2 separate regions of the Homo sapiens genome follow, and region 1 is linked to region 2. Evidence: read pairs that join two places in POLR2A ChIA-PET (ENCODE). Cell type or tissue: Caco-2. All regions are shown on one strand. Links, peaks and the distances in the headings refer to the core of each region. The heading gives the core; the rest is flanking DNA. Region 1 overlaps CDK15 (cyclin dependent kinase 15). Region 2 has its middle 97 kb from the start of FZD7.

Evidence for each region. Peaks named below come from ENCODE experiments on the same cell type or tissue, not always from the same donor. Only the 100,000 strongest peaks of a DNase experiment are listed, where the experiment ranks them.
Region 1: POLR2A ChIA-PET joins it to region 2 with 6 read pairs; 4 of 35 experiments call an interaction of 5 or more read pairs at or near these places.

What each region holds. Positions count from the first base shown.
Region 1 is chr2:201,844,487-201,848,881 of GRCh38, forward strand. CDK15 (cyclin dependent kinase 15) reads left to right here. Exons shown (of 14, transcript NM_001366386.2): 9 at 2,895-2,988. Among named protein-coding and RNA genes, the nearest start is that of CDK15, 40 kb to the left of the region's middle. In Caco-2, for the core only: no CTCF peak of the experiment used is centred there; no DNase peak of the experiment used is centred there.
Region 2 is chr2:201,935,032-201,939,426 of GRCh38, forward strand. No RefSeq gene overlaps it. Among named protein-coding and RNA genes, the nearest start is that of FZD7, 97 kb to the right of the region's middle. In Caco-2, for the core only: no CTCF peak of the experiment used is centred there; DNase peaks (open chromatin) are centred at 1,960, 2,529 and 3,596.

The DNA.
Region 1 (4,395 bases), core at 225-4,224, 90 kb before region 2:
AGGAGACAAAAAGAACATGGATATTTAAATACAAGTTAATGAGGAACTTTAAAATAATAATAATTCTACAAATTTACCTCAAGATACTTTACCAAATTCATAAGTTACATTTATCTGATCAAAATTCTTGTGTCACATATCAAGATGTTTCTTATACAGCAGAAATCAGTAGAAAAGAAAAAATAGGCCAAGCGTGTGGTGGCTCACACCTGTAATCCCAGTACTTTGGGAGGCCAAGGCAGGAGGATTGCTTGAGGTTTGGAGTTCAAGACCAGCCTGGGCAACACAGTGAGATCCCATCTCTATTAAAAAAATTAGAAAAGAAAAAGAATAAAATGGGGCTGTTATATCCAAATTGGCTTTTTAAAAATCAGCAATAAGGCCGGGTGTGGTGGCTCACACCTGTAATTCCAGCACTTTGGAAGGCTGAGGCAGGCGGATCAATTGAGGCCAAGAGTTTGAGACCAGCCTGGCGAACATGGTGAAACCCTGTCTGTACTAAAAATACAAAAATTAGCCAGGCATGCTGGTGCATGCCTGTAATCCCAGTTACTCAGGAGGCTGAGGCAGGAGAATCACTTGAACCTGGGAGGTGGAGGTTGCAGTGAGCTGAGATTGCACCACTGCACTCCAGCCTGAGTGACAGAGTGAGACCCTGTCTCAAAAAAAAAGAAAAAAAAAAATTGGCAATAAAAACAACCTGTTGCTTGCTGGAGGAAAAACCTGCTTGCAAAGCTCAGTCTGATATCATTTTTTAAACAAAACTCTAAGAACAAGCCAGTCAGTTAAGCTAAAACCAAATATTTGATTATGAAAAGGGTTTTTGTATATTTTTACAGGATAAGATACAAATAAATTTCAGTCTTTCTTTTAATATGTATTCTGTTCCCAAACCAGACACAAAGCAATTTTTAAACTTGATCGTCAAGAAATCTGTTTTCTCCTACACAATCAATGAAAAGTAATCTAAACAGTGTTTGTCAGGCCAGGCACAGTGGCTCACATCTGTAGTCCTAGCATTTTGGGAGGCCTAGGCAGGCAGATTGCTTGAGCCCAGAATTTCAAGACCAGCCTGGACAACATGGCGAAACCCCATCTGTATTAAAAAAAAAAAAAAAAAAAGACCATATGTCTGCAGTCAGATGGAAAAAGTAAAAATATGTAATAAACACATATGAATAATATTAAGGACCATATTTTAAAATAAACTTGATAATAAATTTTTAATAATATTATCTACGATAAAATGTTTTACTTAAATTTCGTTCTTTATCATGCCACACAAAAATGGCAAAATGATTAAGAGAGTTTGCAAAATTATGTGGTATAGTGAAAGAGGTTTGCGGTTAAAAAAAAAAAAGAGAGAGAGAGAGAGAGAGAAGTATGGGGCCATGGGGATAGTCTCTGTAATCAGTCACCTGAACCACTTTTAATACTCAAAAGACTTATGAGAATAAAAATCTGATTTTTGCTAAGATTTATTAGCAAAATAAATCTTACTCCTTCCTGTCCCTCTCTAATTATCCTTCAGCTTGACCATGTATGAAAGAAAATTTACATTTCACTGTTTAATCTATTTAAAGATGAACATTTCCCATTAAATCAGGATGCACCTTATAATCAGTAGCATCTAACAATATAAGTCAGCCAGGCTGCAGTTGTGACTGTAGTTAGAATTGCACATGTGTGAACATCAAATGAGCCAGCATCAAAACGTGCAGAATGGCCAGGCACAGTGGCTCACACCTGTGATCCCAGCACTTTGGGAAGCTGAGGTGGGTGGATCACTTGAGGTCAGGAATTCAAGACCAGCCTGGCCAAGATGGTGAAATCACGTTTCTACTAAAAATACAAAAATTAGCCAGGCATGGTGGCAGGTGCCTGTAATCCCAGCTACTTGGTAGGCTAAGTCAGGAGAATCGCTTGAACCTGGGAGGCGGAGGTTGCAGTGAGCTGAGATCGCACCACTGCACTCCAGCCTGGGCGACAGACCAAGATTCCACCAAAAAAAAAAAAAAAATTGCAGAATTGGTGTCAGCGACTTGGAAGAAAATTCTGCAAAGAAAAGTCCTTTTTTTTTCTTTTTTTTTTTAAACTCCTAGGAACCAAATGGTTGTGGAGAAGGAGTAAATCAGACATGTTTAGCAACATTCTTTAAGCAGGAGTCAAAAGTAAGCTAACACTACATAACTGCAAGGCCAGCTTAGGAGCCCAGGACCAATGACTCTCTGTTGTTTTATGGATTATTTTAAGAAATGCTGCATCATCAAATTCTTAATATAGAGGATGATACATGGGTAAGTGTAGACATCAAAGAGTCTGAGTCAAATGCTGAATGTGAAAAAGTTTTAGGAATACCGAAACCAATTTATTTTGCTTAATGTTTCTCTTTTTCGTGTACAAGTATGCTATATGAGAAAATAATCTCTATTTAATTAAATTTATAACAGCCCTTTCAATAAGTATAAAATGAACATTCTGATCATGTCATAGTTTAACTTGCATTTTTTTGTCTTAATGGCAAAAAACCAATGACGCTTCTTACAATGATAGCATCTTAGACTCAATGAAAAGTGGGGATGAAATGAAATTTGGGGATACAGTACTTTCCCCTCTTCTCCTAAAACAGATAATGAGCTTGAATGATCTACAATGTTTGCTAACTCTACTGCTTTCCTAACTGCTGCTCGTGGTGTTCCATTTTAATAAAAAGCTGTGGGCTGTTCTTATTTTGTTTGACATAGGGACTTTTTTTTTGGCCCAAGACTTTTAATATCATGTGGTCCGTATTTAACTCTCCCTAAAATATTTCTTGGGAAGAGAAATTCTAGTAGTTCAGTTTCGCTTGTATGATTTCTTTCAAAGTGTCAATTTACTCTTATTTCATTTGCTAGGGGTGCAGGCTGCATCTTTATTGAAATGTTCCAGGGTCAACCTTTGTTTCCTGGGGTTTCCAACATCCTTGAACAGCTGGAGAAAATCTGGGAGGTAGGAGAATAATTCTTCTAAAGAAAATGAAATATCTGCATTTTAAGTTTTGAACCAAATTTGCCTTACAGACAAATGAAGCAGTCCATCTGCTCTGAGATATTAAGCCCTATATTAAGATTGTAGAAACTGTAGCATTTGCCACAGCTATAAGCACCCTGGGAATGTGTGGTCAGGAAACTCCCTGTTGCCCCATAGCAGCCCATGAATCCAGCTCACTGAATGATGTTCAGGTCTCCTGCTCCCTGTCATTAGTATTGTCTTAACCTCCCAGGGCAATTTCTGCCATTACTACTCAGACATGTCCCTACCTTGCTACCTCCAGTTCTAATGCTACCATATATTTGGCCCTGGATCTTTGTCAACTGAAAATAAGACATAGAATTTTTAGCTGGGTGCAGTGGCTCATGCCTGTAATCCCAGCACTTTGGGATTGCTTTGAGCCCAGGAGTTCGAGACCAGCCTGGGCAACATGGCGAAACCCCATCCCTACAAAAACAAAAATGAGTGGGCTGTGTGGCGCACACCTTAGTCCCAGCTATTCAGGAGGCTGAGATGGGAGGATCACTTGAGCCCAGGGAAGTCGAGGCTGCTGTTAGCTGTGACCACGCCACTGCACTCCAGGCTGGGGAACAAAAAAAAGACACAAAATTTTCATAGAACCCTGATAGAACAGAGGCTTTCCCTCTTAGTGTGAAAGAAGTGTACCATTTATCATGCTTATCCACAGCCAAATTCCTAAAGTGTCAAGGTGCCTTTGTGTGTGTATGCAGCTCCATTTCTTAATTCATTATTTATCCCTACCGCAGTTGCCTATGATATGCTTTGTTTTTATGGCCCTTATATAGTATTACAGTCATACTATAGTCATCTGTATATTTCCTTTTTTGGTCATATTTTTATTGTGGTAAAATATACAAAACAAAATTTACCGTCTTAACCCTCCTTAAGTGTACAGCTTGTCAGCATTAAATACATTCATATAGTTGCACCACCATCACCGCCATCCATTTCCAGAACTTCTCTATCATCCCTAAGGGAAGCTCTGGACCCACTGAACAATAACTGCCCATCTTCCCTCCCCACACTCCCCTAGCCCCTAGTAACCTCTAATCTACTTTCTGTCTCCATGAATTGGCCTATTCTAGGTACCTCATATAAGTGGAATCATACAAATTTGTCTTTCCGTATCTGGCTTATGTCACTTAGCATATTTTCAAGGTTCATCCATGTTGTAGAATGTGTCAAGGGGCTTTAAATCGGCGGGGTGCAGGGGGGTACTTTATTACTTGCTATCCTGGATCCTGCTGCTTGTCTTCTGGCTAAAATAAAATGTACTTTGTGAAATTAAGACATTTTATAGAGATTAATTACTGACATTAAATTTTCTTCTAGAAACATGGGGGC
Region 2 (4,395 bases), core at 98-4,097:
AAACCATCAGCTCTTATGAGACTTATTCACTACCATGAGAACATTATGGGGGAAACTGCCCCCCACGATTCAATTATCTCCCACAAGTCCCTCCCACAACACGTGGGAATTATGGGAGCTACAATTCAAGATGCGATTTGGGTGGGGACACGGCCAAACCATATCAGCATGCTTCCGGGGTCTGCACTCCTTCTCCCCTGATTCTTCCCTTGGGGTGGGCTGTCCGCATGTACAGTGGCTGGCCAGCACTTGGGAAGGGCTGCATGCACAGTGTGTTCACTGAAGTTGTATGCATGCTCACTTGAGGCATTCTTCCCTTACCAGTCAGGTGTAGAGGAAGGTCACATACCAGTTAAACTCCGCCATTTTGCCTCTTAGTGCACATGCTCAAGTCCACTCACCCAACTCCTGAGATCTTCCTGCTGATCACCCACTTCAGGTGTTTTCTTTCTAATGGAAAATTGCCTTTTCTTAGTGCTGGCTGTGACTAATTATTATTTTAGAGAGACAGTTTAACAACTGCCTGACCATCACCTAATGGTTACCTGACATTCCTGGTTGGGGTGGGGGCCCTATCTTTTCCTGCTCATCCCTGCCTGCCTACCTACTGTAACATTATCTCATCTCGCAAAAGGGACTTAATAGAGATGATTAAGTTAAGGATCTCGAAATGGGGAGATTATCCTGAACTTGTCTGAGTGAGCCTTGTATGTAATCACAAGTGTCCTTATAAGAGGAAAACAGAGGGAGATGTGGCTACAGAAGTGATGGCGATAGGAGGCCTGAAGCAGAGCTTGGAGTCATGCGCTTTAAAAATGGAGGAAGAGGCCACAAGCCAAGGAATAAAGGCAACCACTGGAAACTGAAAAAGGCAAGGAAACGGCTTCTCCCCTAGCACCTCCAGAAGGAACTAGCCCTGCTGACGCCTTGACTTTAGCACACTGAAACTAATTTCAGATTTCCTGTCTCCAGAAGTGTGACAGTATAAATTTGTATTCCTGCAAGTCACTAAATTTGTGGTCATTTGTTATAGCAGCCACAGAAAACTCAGATGGTTCCCAAGTGCAGGAGATGCCCTAGTTGCAGGGCTGCCGTTTATGGCAGAGAGACTCCTGAGAGACAAAAGGGAGCACCAGTGCACCTCTAGGCAGTTATTCCCACAGATTGTGCATCTCTGGCCAATGCTAGGAGTGGCAAGGGCTGGGATGAGGAGGGAAAGCAATAGACATTTACTGAGCATCTGCTATGTGCTGATATATCATGTTCATAATTCTAATTTAACCCTTGCAGCAACCTTATAAGGCAGATGCTAGTACTCTGTTTTCTGATGAAGATGGTGAGCTCAGAGACTCCTGATCACCTGCCCAAGGTCGCACAGTTGGTCAGCAGCTGTTCCTCTAGGAAAGTTTACTTGGGGCTTCCCTTCATCCCTGCTCTATATATCCCTTCCTTATGGATCCCCCAAAGTGAGAGATTGGGTGAGGCAGTTCTTATAGCTCCAGTTCCAAGGAGTTCATTTATTCATTGTCCTATTCATTCATTCACTAAATATTTAGCCAGTACTTCCCATATGTTAGGTCCTATGCTATGGGAATCAGGGCTCATCCTGTCTCAGATCACTTACAAACCAGGAACAGACTTTACAAAACAAATTATGCCGGCATTTCCCTCTAAAAGTCCACCACCCACCTCGGACAAGGACGTTGGCACAGAGGGTCATGCACAGTCCACAATGAGAATTCTTTTATTTTATCAAGGAGAAGCTAACATTTGGCCTTGTTGGTAACTTGTCAGAACAGAGGGAAGAGGGACTGGCATCCTTCATGAGGAGGTGATGCCACTAGTTTTCCTGAAGGTGTGCATAAATTGCATCAGGCCCCAATGCTCTCTCACGCTACTCCCTGCACATCAAGAGTAAGCAGGGGTTAATGATTGGCCAGTTTACAGGTACAGGCTGTGGCCTGTACAGTACTGCTGCTAATCTTGATCCAGGGTTTAGCTTGGACTTTGCTTCCGTAACTTCAGGCTCTGTAGGGGCAAGAACAAGGCCTAAGGCTTGTGACTACATCAGCTGCTCCATATCTGGGGCATAACAGGAAGGCATTGTGGAGTTTCAACTGGGTGTTCCTCTCTTTATGTCCTCTCCCAGCAACGATGCTGACTTTGCGTCCCATTTGGTCTTCTACTGTTGGTTTCTTCCAATCGAATGCTTTCAGTTGCAAATAATGAAAAATTCAATCCAAACTGCTCACATAAGCAAGGTATTTTATCGGCTTCGTTTAATCTAAAGGTCTAGAGTAGGGCTGACTTCTAGGAAGAGCTGTTCTAGTGGCGCAAACAATGTGAACAGGCTGGGGTTTTTTTTTCCTCTGCATTTCCCAGCTTCCTTTCCTCATCAGCCTTTGCCCACATGAGGCTCTCTTTCTTTGGGCAAGATGGCTGCCAGCAGTACCCCAAACAGAGTCTTGTTGGCCCTGATGGGCAGATGAAGGTGATGGTCCCAACTGGGAGCCAATCAAGAAGGCCAGGAGGAGAGTGATGCACTGATTGGTTTAGAGTAGATCACGCGCTCCCTCCCTAACACTGGGGGTGGAGCACCTGTGGCACACAGCTGAAAATGGGAGGGAGGATGACTTCCCGGAGGAAGTTGGGGGTATTGTTAAGAAGGGGAAGGGGAGAATGGATAGATATTGGGGAGCCAATCAATAAATGTCTATAAAACTTATAGGTTTTGTTGTTGTTGTTGTTTTGATTTTAAACGAACAAATTCCCTGCCCTTCTTAATACTTCCTGGGAGTGAATAATCTTGCAAGGGCTTCCTTAATTGGGTACTTATGATATGACACTCTCCTTAACACTCCCATGAACACATTTCTTCTTCATTAGGGCTTCAGGAGTTTGAAATGCCAAGCTCTTCCCTGTGTTTTCTGTCTGCGCTTCCCCTAAAAGAACCAGGGCTGCAATATTGCCCTTGATTAATCACAGCCCAATTATCTATGTGGATTATCCTTCTTTCTGTTCTCACATCCTGCCTGCCTTTTAGCCACCCCCTGCTCATTAAGAACCTGCCTGCCTTTTAGCCACCCCCTGCTCATTAAGAAGACTGTCTAAAAGGATGGGGTTTAAAAAAAAAAAAAAAAGGAAGTACAACTCCAAATCAGCAGTTCAGCTCCTTACTAACCCTGGTAAAATTTTTGAGGAAGACTTTGAAAGGAATGATTGCTTGAGATTATCTTGAATTTCCAGCATACATGATTACTTTACTGACTCCTTCCCATGTCCTGTCCACCCCCACCCCAAGTCCCAGCCTCCTTAGAGATATTGAAAACAGCTAAATCCAGAAAAGGCACATTCCTTAGACACCCAGACATTTCAATGGTTCCATTCTTATTCTCTCATTTCCTAGGTATCTCAAGTAACTTTTTATTTTTAAATCAAGCCAATTGTTTTTGAGACCTGTTGAAAGGATAATGGCCCAACCCCACTCCCCAAGTTGAGAACTCAGATCCCACCTCTCAGTTTCCTAGCAAATGAGTCAGAGAAGCACAAAAGCCCTTGCTAAATCAGGTAAACAAAGTGAAGGGTGTGGAGGCAGGCTGGGGGGACCAGGCATCCCTTCCAGCATGTCGAAGTACTTACATCACCTTCCCCGAGCATTGATCACTATTTCCACCCACACTGAACTGGATTCACCCTAACTCTGGTGTAGGCTAGACAGGAATTGGTAATGATTTCCTAGGTTTTCAGTCTCCTTGGCAGAATTTGAACAAAAGGAAAAAGATATCTTTTCTACTTTTTAAAGGTCAATTTTTTCCCCAACATCTATAACAAAAAAAAAAAAAAGTGATTTTTCTCTGGGATTTGCCTTTCTCCTGACCACAGCTGGTGGAACAGAGACCGCCATCTCGGCCACGAGATGAGAGCAGTCGGGCAGTTATTAGAGAGCTCCAGCTCCTGCACGCCATCATATGACAGCAGCCCAGAAGCTTTAGGTTTGGTAATGAACGAATGGAAGTGTTTTCAAAACCAAGCCACCGGCCCCACATTCAGCCTGTAAGTCTTGGTAGAAAGTAGGGGGCTGGCATTTCCTTTTACTGGCAACACAGCTTGGCCTAGGTGGCCCTGCATGTTCGCACAGAGAGTTACGGTAAGCATTGACAACCTCTCCCAGCTATGTTTAGAAGGGGCATAAGCAGCCCATCCCCTTGGCAATGTTTGTGATGACTGTTCTCACAGCAGCAAAATGCATGCTGGACTCAGAAACATTCTATAATCCTTATTTGCAGGTGATAATAGAATACTAGTTGTTGCTGTTATTCTTATGATCCCAGTTTTACATGGGAAAAAACTGAAGCCTAGAAAAGATTAGTACCTGTAGTTTTCCCAAGGTCATAT